3 separate regions of the Homo sapiens genome follow, and regions 1 and 3 are each linked to region 2. Evidence: chromatin contacts called from ENCODE Hi-C or POLR2A ChIA-PET data. All regions are on one chromosome and are shown on one strand. Each heading gives the region's core, a stretch centred on a gene start or an enhancer-like site at or near the end of the contact. The rest is flanking DNA. Distances are from core to core; before and after follow the strand shown.

What was found. A loop is a pair of places that touch in the nucleus more often than their neighbours do. ChIA-PET counts read pairs that join two places held with the same protein, here RNA polymerase II (POLR2A). Pooled maps may share reads with other maps.
Region 1: a map of PC-9 shows a loop between it and region 2 (4-fold over the local background). The contact joins the promoter of SOX12 here to the promoter of SRXN1 in region 2. A Hi-C loop is called at or near these places in 1 of 168 maps with a recorded cell type or tissue (PC-9) and 8 of 50 pooled maps. POLR2A ChIA-PET finds 5 or more read pairs at or near these places in 4 of 52 experiments (PC-9, RWPE1 and WTC11).
Region 3: a loop to region 2 is called in a map of IMR-90, with 2.7 times the contacts of the local background. The contact joins the promoter of ZCCHC3 here to the promoter of SRXN1 in region 2. A Hi-C loop is called at or near these places in 2 of 168 maps with a recorded cell type or tissue (IMR-90 and ovary), 1 of 37 single-sample maps with no recorded cell type and 8 of 50 pooled maps. POLR2A ChIA-PET finds 5 or more read pairs at or near these places in 1 of 52 experiments (B cell).

Annotation. Positions count from the first base shown.
Region 1 is chr20:324,275-327,193 of GRCh38, forward strand. SOX12 (SRY-box transcription factor 12) reads left to right here and starts at 1,278. Exons shown (of 1, transcript NM_006943.4): 1 at 1,278-2,919. The coding sequence starts at 1,651. The coding sequence ends at 2,598. It overlaps NRSN2-AS1 (NRSN2 antisense RNA 1), which reads right to left and starts at 978. Exons shown (of 3, transcript NR_109990.1): 1 at 868-978. RefSeq lists silencers at 148-407, 968-1,277, 1,388-1,767, 1,838-1,897, 1,918-2,407 and 2 more.
Region 2 is chr20:651,909-654,768 of GRCh38, forward strand. SRXN1 (sulfiredoxin 1) reads right to left here and starts at 1,292. Exons shown (of 2, transcript NM_080725.3): 1 at 1,068-1,292. The coding sequence starts at 1,277. It overlaps LOC107985423 (a long non-coding RNA gene), which reads left to right and starts at 1,045. Exons shown (of 2, transcript XR_001754452.2): 1 at 1,045-1,566; 2 at 1,881-2,860. RefSeq lists a silencer at 1,170-1,729.
Region 3 is chr20:295,800-298,946 of GRCh38, forward strand. ZCCHC3 (zinc finger CCHC-type containing 3) reads left to right here and starts at 1,771. Exons shown (of 1, transcript NM_033089.7): 1 at 1,771-3,147. The coding sequence starts at 1,788. The coding sequence ends at 2,999. RefSeq lists silencers at 1,875-1,964, 2,145-2,214.

The sequences.
Region 1 (2,919 bases), core at 28-2,527, 330 kb before region 2:
TGAGCTGTACCGCCAGAGGCGCATTCTCCTAGCCCCAAACCATGCCCGCTACGCCCCAGCGGAATGCCACCTTAAAGACCCTAATCCGGGCACCTCCCAGCTCCTGCTTCCCAAGGGCGAGGCCTCAGCGCCCCCTCCCATCGCCCATGCTCACGACGCCGTGAAGGTGACCTCCCCCAGGGGCGGCACACGCCCAGTGGTGCCCGAACTGGCTCACACGTGGTGAGCCGGGAGCGCGCGGCCCCTCCCCGCCACGCGCCTCGTGCCGGCCACCCGGCCACGCCCCCAGGACTGGCTCCGCCCCGTGCCCCTGCACGCTTCTCCAGGCTTGGGTGGGGCGACGCGCCCAAGTCGGGCACCGGGCAGGCTACGGGGTGGGGTAGGACCTGGGAATGGCGCACCCACGCATCCTCGAATGTCGCCTGCGGTTTGTGAAAAGCGGGAAGTCCGCCCAGCTCAGGACCTTTGGCTGGCAGGCGAGGTGCCCCGCGGCCCTTGGTGCTGAGCAGGGGAGAGACAGCTGGGACCGCGAGCCTGGGAATCGAATCCTAGTCTGCGTGTCCTCGGTGCTTCCTATTTGGAAACTGGGCATCATATTATCATATTCCCTTCTCCCTCCGGATTCTTATGGAGCTTCGAACGAGATTAAATATACATATATATGAGAAAGGGATTTGTTCACTAGGTCCAAAAGCATTTGCTGGTCCCATATGTGGTCGGACCCTGTGTGTAGTAGGCGGGGGGCAACATCTACGACAACCTGAGTTCGTCCCCTTAAGAAGCTTTCCTGAGTCTTGGGCCCCCCAAATTCTCTTCTGGGATGGTCCGAAAAGACGTCCCTGAAAGAGGAAAGGGCGGAAATCCTACCTGACGGCAGGTGTCTCGGAATGAGCTAAAATTTAAAAGGCAACGCGGGGCAGGGACAAGCGTCCAGCGTCAGATGGAAGCAGGCTCGCGTCCCCTACCCTTCCTCCAACCCCTAACCTAAGAAAAGAAACCGATCTCGCCGGTCTCCCCCAATCCTAGCCGCGAGACCGCCCAGCCCCGCAGCCCGAGCCCCGCCCCGCTCCGGCGGCCAGCGATTGGGAGATGCAAATACCGGCTTCTCTGCCCAGCAACGGGTGACGCGGCGCCCGAGCGCGAGGCGGGGCCCGGCCGCAGCCCAAGCGGGCACCTCGGTGTTTACACGGGGCGGCCCCGCGCGCGCCGCAGCGGCCCGCAGACGGCGAGGGGGAGGGGTGGTGCGCGCGCCGGCGGGGCCGCGCGGGGAGAAAGACACTGAAAGGCGTCGGCGGCCGGGCGGGGAGCGGCGCGCGCGGGCCGCGGCGGAGCCAGAGGCTGCAGGAAGAGCCCGCGGGGGCCCGGAGGGTGCGATTCCTCGGCCCCCGCAAAACAATGTGTGTTGTGAGCCAGGACGCAACTTGCCGGAGGCGGCGGGGGCGCGCCGAGCCCGCCTGAGACCGCGCTGACCTTCTCCCCCCGCCGTCCGTTGGGCCCGAGCGCCCAGCTCCTCGCTCCCCAGTTCGCGGGGGCCGGGCCGAGCCGCGGGGCGGGGCCGCCCCTCCGTCGCCGCTGCCTCCTCCCCCACCCCCAGCCGCGGAGGATGCGGACGGCCCCCGGCGGCGTCTAGCGGCCCCGGGCCCAGGCGCGATGGTGCAGCAGCGGGGCGCGAGGGCCAAGCGGGACGGCGGGCCGCCGCCCCCGGGACCCGGGCCGGCCGAGGAGGGGGCGCGCGAGCCCGGCTGGTGCAAGACCCCGAGCGGCCACATCAAGAGGCCGATGAACGCATTCATGGTGTGGTCGCAGCACGAACGGCGGAAGATCATGGACCAGTGGCCCGACATGCACAACGCCGAGATCTCCAAGCGCCTGGGCCGCCGCTGGCAGCTGCTGCAGGACTCGGAGAAGATCCCGTTCGTGCGGGAGGCGGAGCGGCTGCGGCTCAAGCACATGGCGGATTACCCGGACTACAAGTACCGGCCGCGCAAAAAGAGCAAGGGGGCGCCCGCCAAGGCGCGGCCCCGCCCCCCCGGTGGTAGCGGTGGCGGCAGCCGGCTCAAGCCCGGGCCGCAGCTGCCTGGCCGCGGGGGCCGCCGAGCAGCGGGAGGGCCTTTGGGGGGCGGGGCGGCGGCGCCCGAGGACGACGATGAAGACGACGACGAGGAGCTGCTGGAAGTGCGCCTGGTCGAGACCCCGGGGCGGGAGCTGTGGAGGATGGTCCCGGCGGGACGGGCCGCTCGGGGACAAGCGGAGCGCGCCCAAGGGCCGTCGGGCGAGGGGGCGGCCGCCGCCGCCGCCGCCTCCCCGACACCGTCGGAGGACGAGGAGCCGGAGGAAGAGGAGGAGGAGGCGGCAGCGGCTGAGGAAGGTGAAGAGGAGACGGTGGCGTCGGGGGAGGAGTCGCTGGGCTTTCTGTCCAGGCTGCCCCCTGGCCCGGCCGGCCTGGACTGCAGCGCCCTGGATCGCGACCCGGACCTGCAGCCTCCCTCGGGCACGTCGCACTTCGAGTTCCCGGACTACTGCACCCCCGAGGTTACCGAGATGATCGCGGGGGACTGGCGCCCGTCTAGCATCGCAGACCTGGTTTTCACCTACTGAGCCCACCGTCAGCGGGGCGCGCACGCCCCCAAACCAGCTGTTTACATACAGGAATCAGGTATTGGGGCCCCTCGGAGGCCGAGGCTGGCACCCCATCTCCCGCGCAGCCTGCCCCCTCCTGGACGTGCCCATCCCCCCTCAGATCCAGACATGCCCCTCCCCCGCAGACACACCCCAAGGCAGCCCAACCCCCACCCCTTCCCCGACACCCAAGCCCCTCCCCACGTCGCCCCCTCCTGCACAGCCACCAGCAGCCAGCCCCCTCCGATACACCTCCCGTCCTCTCCTACAGACCTGCACCCCTCCCCCCTTTTGCACACG
Region 2 (2,860 bases), core at 42-2,541:
CCATCTCAGCCAGGCGCCGTGCTACTATTGTGGCAACAGATAAGATGGGACGAGGTCCTCGCCCTTGTGGAGTGCACGTGAGGTCAGGAAGACAGAAAATAAAATGCAACACAAATAGATGTATAATATAATTTCTGGTGGACATAAGTGGTATCCTGAAAAACATCTCGGGCTAAGGGGAGAGCTAGAGAGGCCAGTGACTCTGACCAAGGGTGATCAAGGAGGCAGAGAGCTGAACCAGGCAGGGGAGCAGGCCCTGTGGTTGTCTGGGGAAGTGGCTCCAGGCAGTGAGGACACTAGTGTAAATACTAGGACTGAAAGTTATCGGGGGTGGCTGTAGAGGTGCTGGGTGGGGCTTAGGGATCTCATGTGCTCACCTTCCAAGGGTCGGGGGAAGGGGACACAACGTTATGTAGGCCTAACCTGACACCTGTTCTTGCGGGGCCCCCAAGTTCCTGCCAGAATCACTCCGGTATTCTTAACACCCTTCCTCAGTGGTGGAGCTGACCCTTGACCTCTCCCACTTCCCATTCAGACAAGGGCCTCCCAGCAGATATGACACACCTAGTCCCACTGTCACTGACTGTCACAGCCATGAGAGCCCACGGCTTATCTCCGGGTAGTGCGGTGGCCATGTGCTGGGCAGTGGGGCCCAGGCTGCCTGGGTGTGAATTCCAGCCGTGTCACTTTTTAAGCGCCTGATCTTAGTCAAGCCGCTGAAATCTTCCCTGCCTCAGTTCTCGTCTGCAAAAGAGCCACTATCTACCTCCTAGGGTTGGCATAGGAAACTGAGGGACTTCCTGCAGTTCCTGGACCACTGCAAGCACTAGCGTTATAAGCGTTATCATCACTACTTTAATTATCTCGCCCAATTCCCTCCTTGCTCAAGTGAGGAAACAGAGGCCCAGAGAGGCCCAGCTACTTGCTCAAGGTCACACAGCAGAGGCTGAGCTCCGGCTGGGCCCGGAACCAGTCCGTCTCGCGTCCATCGCAGCGACCTCCCTCCTCCGGCAACCTCCCTCCTCCGAAGCCCTCCCTCCGGTTGGCTGGACTCCCCGAGGCCTCACCCGGATCGTGTCCACGAGGCTCTGCACCTTGGCGGGGTCCAACACGGACGGCAGCGGCCGGATGAGCACGCTCAGCGGCACGTTGTGCACCGCGGCGATGCGGCCCGAGTGGATGCTGCCGCCCTGCGCGCCGCCGCTCGGCCCGGGCCCCTCGGGCGCCCCCCGACCCGCGCCGGCCCTGCCCAGCGTTCCTCCTGCACGCAGCCCCATCGTCGCCGCCGCCGCGGGACTCGCCGCCTCCCCCCGGCCTTAACTCCGGCCGGGCCATACCATTCCGCGCGGCCGGGGGGGGGGGCCCGTGCCAGGGCAGCGCGCGTTTCTCCCCCGACCCCGCCGCGGTCCGGCCTCGACCCCGCGGTCCCCAGCCCGACTCCGGCTCCGCTCGCCAGGTGCCGCCAGACTCGCGCGGGGCTCAGGCTCTCCACCGGGGGGCGCCTCTCGCCTCCCCTGCGCCGCGCGGCGTCCGGGGAGTGGAAACGCCCGGGCGGGCTGACTCAGGGTGAGTTTGCAGGTCGCGGGGCGGGAGGGGCGCGGGTGACGCACCGGCCGGGCCGACTTAGGCCGCGGGGGCGGGGGCGGGGGAGAGCGCGGCGGACCTGCCCAGCCAGGGTGAGTCGGCAAAGCCCGCGGTGCGCTGCTGCCCCGCTGCTGGGGTTCCTAGCCAGCGAGGTTATGATCCCCACCAGCGGTTCCACTTCCAGTCTGGCGCCGGCTGTGTCTGGAGTCGTTCCGAACATTTTGCACGTGTATTAACGTATCTGAACCTCAAAACAACCCTGCAAGGAAGGTATGACTGTTATTCCCATTTTACAGAAGAGGAGACTGAGACACAGGTTTAAGTGATGTACCCAAGATCACGGAACTAGTAAGTGGCCGAATCCGCGTTCAAATCCAGACGGTCTGGCTCCAGAGTCCGCCTTCTACCCCACCGTTGGCTGCCTTGGTTCAGCAACAGTGACTGTCACACGGAGCCCTCAGGAGTCGCGCTGACAATGGGTGGGCCCTGCCTTCAAGTTCCACACTGTCTGTTTGTGTCATTACAACACTACTGGAAGTAGGTGCAGTTATAGACCCGCTGTTCAAGGTCAGCTGAAATGAAAGTCAGGTCACACGAGTCCAAACTGTGGGGCCACTTAACCACCAACTCCAAGCAGGAAGGTGGACGATCCCAGACTCGGTCGAAGACAAGCATGTCTGGTTTGCTTGTCTTCCTTCTCAACCTGAATGGCACGAACATGGAGAAATGCATACTTACCCTGCCAGCTGGAGAAAACTGGAGACGAAGGAGGGAGCCAGGAGTTTCTACTTTGCCTTCCACCAGTTGCTGACACTTTCTGAACCCCGTCTGTAAAATGAAGTCATGCTGCCCATCACTCAAAGTTGTGTGAATTGAGAGAGTGCTCATAGTGCTCTGTGAATTGCATAACATCCATTTTGCTGTTGAAGATCATTTATTTTGGGTTCTTAGTCTCTCACAAAACCTTAGAACACTGACACCAAGACTCCAGCCTTTCCCTTTCGAAACATAATTCCCGTGCGCACCTAAATGATACTTTATTTCAAGAAGTAGAACTGACACCCACACCTCAGCCCCAGAATTATTCAGAATTAGAGAATTTCATCAAGAGGGAAGTTATCCCTTCTAAAACATCTTCCTCATTACAGGAAGTAAGAATGGCAGGATAACAGTTTCTAGAGTGGAAAAGTGGAGCTCTGGCCTGATTCTATCATCATGGTGTACCCAGGGAGGCCTCATTTCCTGGTATCAAATTCTCTGTGTTAAGATATCTATG
Region 3 (3,147 bases), core at 521-3,020, 360 kb before region 2:
AGTTCAGATTTCTCTTTGGAAACTGAAAGATCCCCCCACAGTGGACCCTCACTTCTGGAGAGGAATATTCAGCTACAGTTGACTAGCAGTTGCCCCTTCAGATAGAATATTCGATCTCCAGTTCACCCAGTATATCTTCTACTTAAGGCACCTGCCTGACCCTTGCAGATATTTGATTATGTGATAGTTACCTGGAGTGAGGGCTTAAGATAAGAGGAATGGAAGAGATTGTTTAAAATACATCTATTGTTTGGTTGTGTAAGTATTCTCCTCATGGTGAAACTTGACCAGGCAAGTAGAAAGAATAACAGAGAAGTATGTGAATCTAAGACATTGATGTTTCTGGTAATGGTGAAGTTCCGAGTATGATCACGGGAATGCGTGGCTGAGAAGGGATAAAGGAAATGGTGCCTGAGGATATAAAGTGAGAGGACTGGAAAGTGCAAACGGCCCAAGTCAGTGGCTCCCCTGAGACCAATACCAGCAGTTGGGATGAAGGGAATCTGCCTGTTAACAAGGTTTCCTAGGATCTGATGCACAGTTCTTGATCCACGGCGTCAGAAATAAAGTGGTTAAATAAATATAAGCTACCGGCCGGGCGCGGTGGCTCACGCCTGTAACCCCAGCACTTTGGGAGGCCGAGGCGGGCGATCACGAGGTCAGGAGATCGAGACCATCCTGGCTAACACGGTGAAATCCCGTCTCTACTAAAAATACAAAAAATTAGCCAGGCGTGGTGGCGGGCGCCTGTAGTCCCAGCTACTCAGGAGGCCGAGGCAGGAGAATGGCGTGAACCCGGGAGGCGGAGCCTGCAGTGAGCCGAGATTGAGCCACTGCACTCCAGCCTGGGCGACAGACCAAGAGTCCGTCTCAAAAAAGAAAGAAAGAAAGAAATATAAGCTACCTATACGTGGGGCTGCCTATTAACTCCGCCAAGTGACTTAACTCCTGCCTCTTTATCTGTAAAATGGGCATAATTACAGCATTGTTTTTGGAAGATTCCATGTAATAAAGTCTGAAGTGTGCTTAACACAGTACTGGGAACTTAAGCAGCACTCACACTTCATCCTAAATACGACGAAAGTCTTTTCAAAAAAATAAAAATTAATGCAATATGACTTACTTGGAAATGTATCAAAAAATAAAGACCGATGAATGGATCGAGGCGTAGTGTGACAGAGTAAAATTTTAATGATAAAAAGTTAATGGTAAAATGTTCACTGTAAAACTTTCAACTTTTCTTCTTGAAAACGTGCATAATCCGACGTGGGAAAAAAAATAACGCATTGCAGTCAGTTCTGGGGAAACGGAAAGCTAAGTTTTAATTTTGCTATTGCTTTTGCTTTTTTAACAGAAAAGGTACAAAAAAGAAAAAATGGGAGAGATGTTGCCGAACTCCGTCCCGCCTGTGGGCTGTGGGCCGTTAGCAAAGCTGCTAGCATGAAATCGTCGAGCACCGCTTGCGAAACGCCAAATCCTCGAGAGCGAGGCCGGAGGCTGCCAAACCCGCGCTGGGGAAAGGGCCGCCTCCGGGCGCCCCATCCCGCTGCGGACGGAGGTGAGGTTGGAGCGAGCGCTGGCGGAAGAGAGGCTCAGCGCAGGGGGCGCAGAGCCGGCGCTGGCCAATATGCGCCGCATGTGATACCTTTGAGGGCGCGGCGGGGGAGGGTAGCGTCAAATTTCAAAAAAAAAAAAAAACCAAACCCACACAGCCCCGGCGGGCGGGCGCGCGCGATGGGCGCCCTTTGGCTGCGGGAGCGAGTGGAGGATGCTGGGAAGGAGGTAAAATGGCCACCGGCGGCGGCGCGGAGGAAGAGAGGAAACGGGGGCGGCCGCAGCTTCTGCCCCCCGCGCGGCCCGCGGCCCGGGGCGAGGAGGCCGACGGCGGCCGCGAGAAGATGGGCTGGGCCCAGGTGGTGAAGAATCTAGCCGAGAAGAAGGGCGAATTCCGCGAGCCGCGGCCGCCGCGGCGGGAGGAGGAAAGCGGCGGCGGTGGAGGGAGCGCCGGGCTCGGCGGCCCCGCGGGCCTGGCGGCGCCGGACCTCGGCGACTTCCCACCGGCTGGCCGCGGGGATCCGAAGGGCCGTCGGAGAGATCCGGCCGGCGAGGCGGTGGACCCCCGCAAAAAGAAGGGCGCTGCGGAGGCGGGCAGGAGGAAGAAGGCCGAGGCGGCGGCGGCCGCCATGGCGACCCCGGCCAGGCCCGGCGAGGCCGAGGACGCGGCCGAGCGGCCCCTCCAGGATGAGCCGGCGGCGGCGGCAGGCCCGGGCAAGGGTCGCTTCCTCGTCCGCATCTGTTTCCAGGGAGACGAGGGCGCCTGCCCGACCCGGGACTTCGTGGTAGGAGCGCTTATCCTGCGCTCCATCGGCATGGACCCGAGCGACATCTACGCGGTCATCCAGATCCCGGGCAGCCGCGAATTCGACGTGAGCTTCCGCTCAGCGGAGAAGCTGGCCCTGTTCCTACGCGTCTACGAGGAGAAGCGGGAGCAGGAGGACTGCTGGGAGAACTTTGTGGTGCTGGGGCGGAGCAAGTCCAGCTTGAAGACGCTCTTCATCCTCTTCCGGAACGAGACGGTGGACGTGGAGGACATTGTGACTTGGCTCAAGCGCCACTGCGACGTGCTGGCCGTGCCGGTGAAAGTGACCGACAGGTTTGGGATCTGGACCGGGGAGTACAAATGCGAGATCGAGCTGCGCCAGGGGGAGGGCGGGGTCAGGCACTTGCCAGGGGCCTTCTTCCTGGGGGCCGAGAGGGGCTACAGCTGGTACAAGGGGCAGCCCAAGACATGCTTTAAATGTGGTTCCCGGACCCACATGAGCGGCAGCTGCACGCAGGACAGGTGCTTCAGGTGCGGGGAGGAGGGGCACCTGAGCCCTTACTGCCGGAAGGGCATCGTGTGCAACCTCTGTGGCAAGCGAGGACACGCCTTTGCCCAGTGTCCCAAAGCAGTGCACAATTCCGTGGCAGCTCAGCTAACCGGCGTGGCCGGGCACTAAACACCCGCCTGCCTGCCAGGGTGAACACACAGCCAGCTTATCCCTCTTAAGTGCCAAAACTTTTTTTTAAACCATTTTTTATCGTTTTTGAAGGAGATCTTTTTAAAACCTACAAGAGACATCTCTCTATGCCTTCTTAAACCGAGTT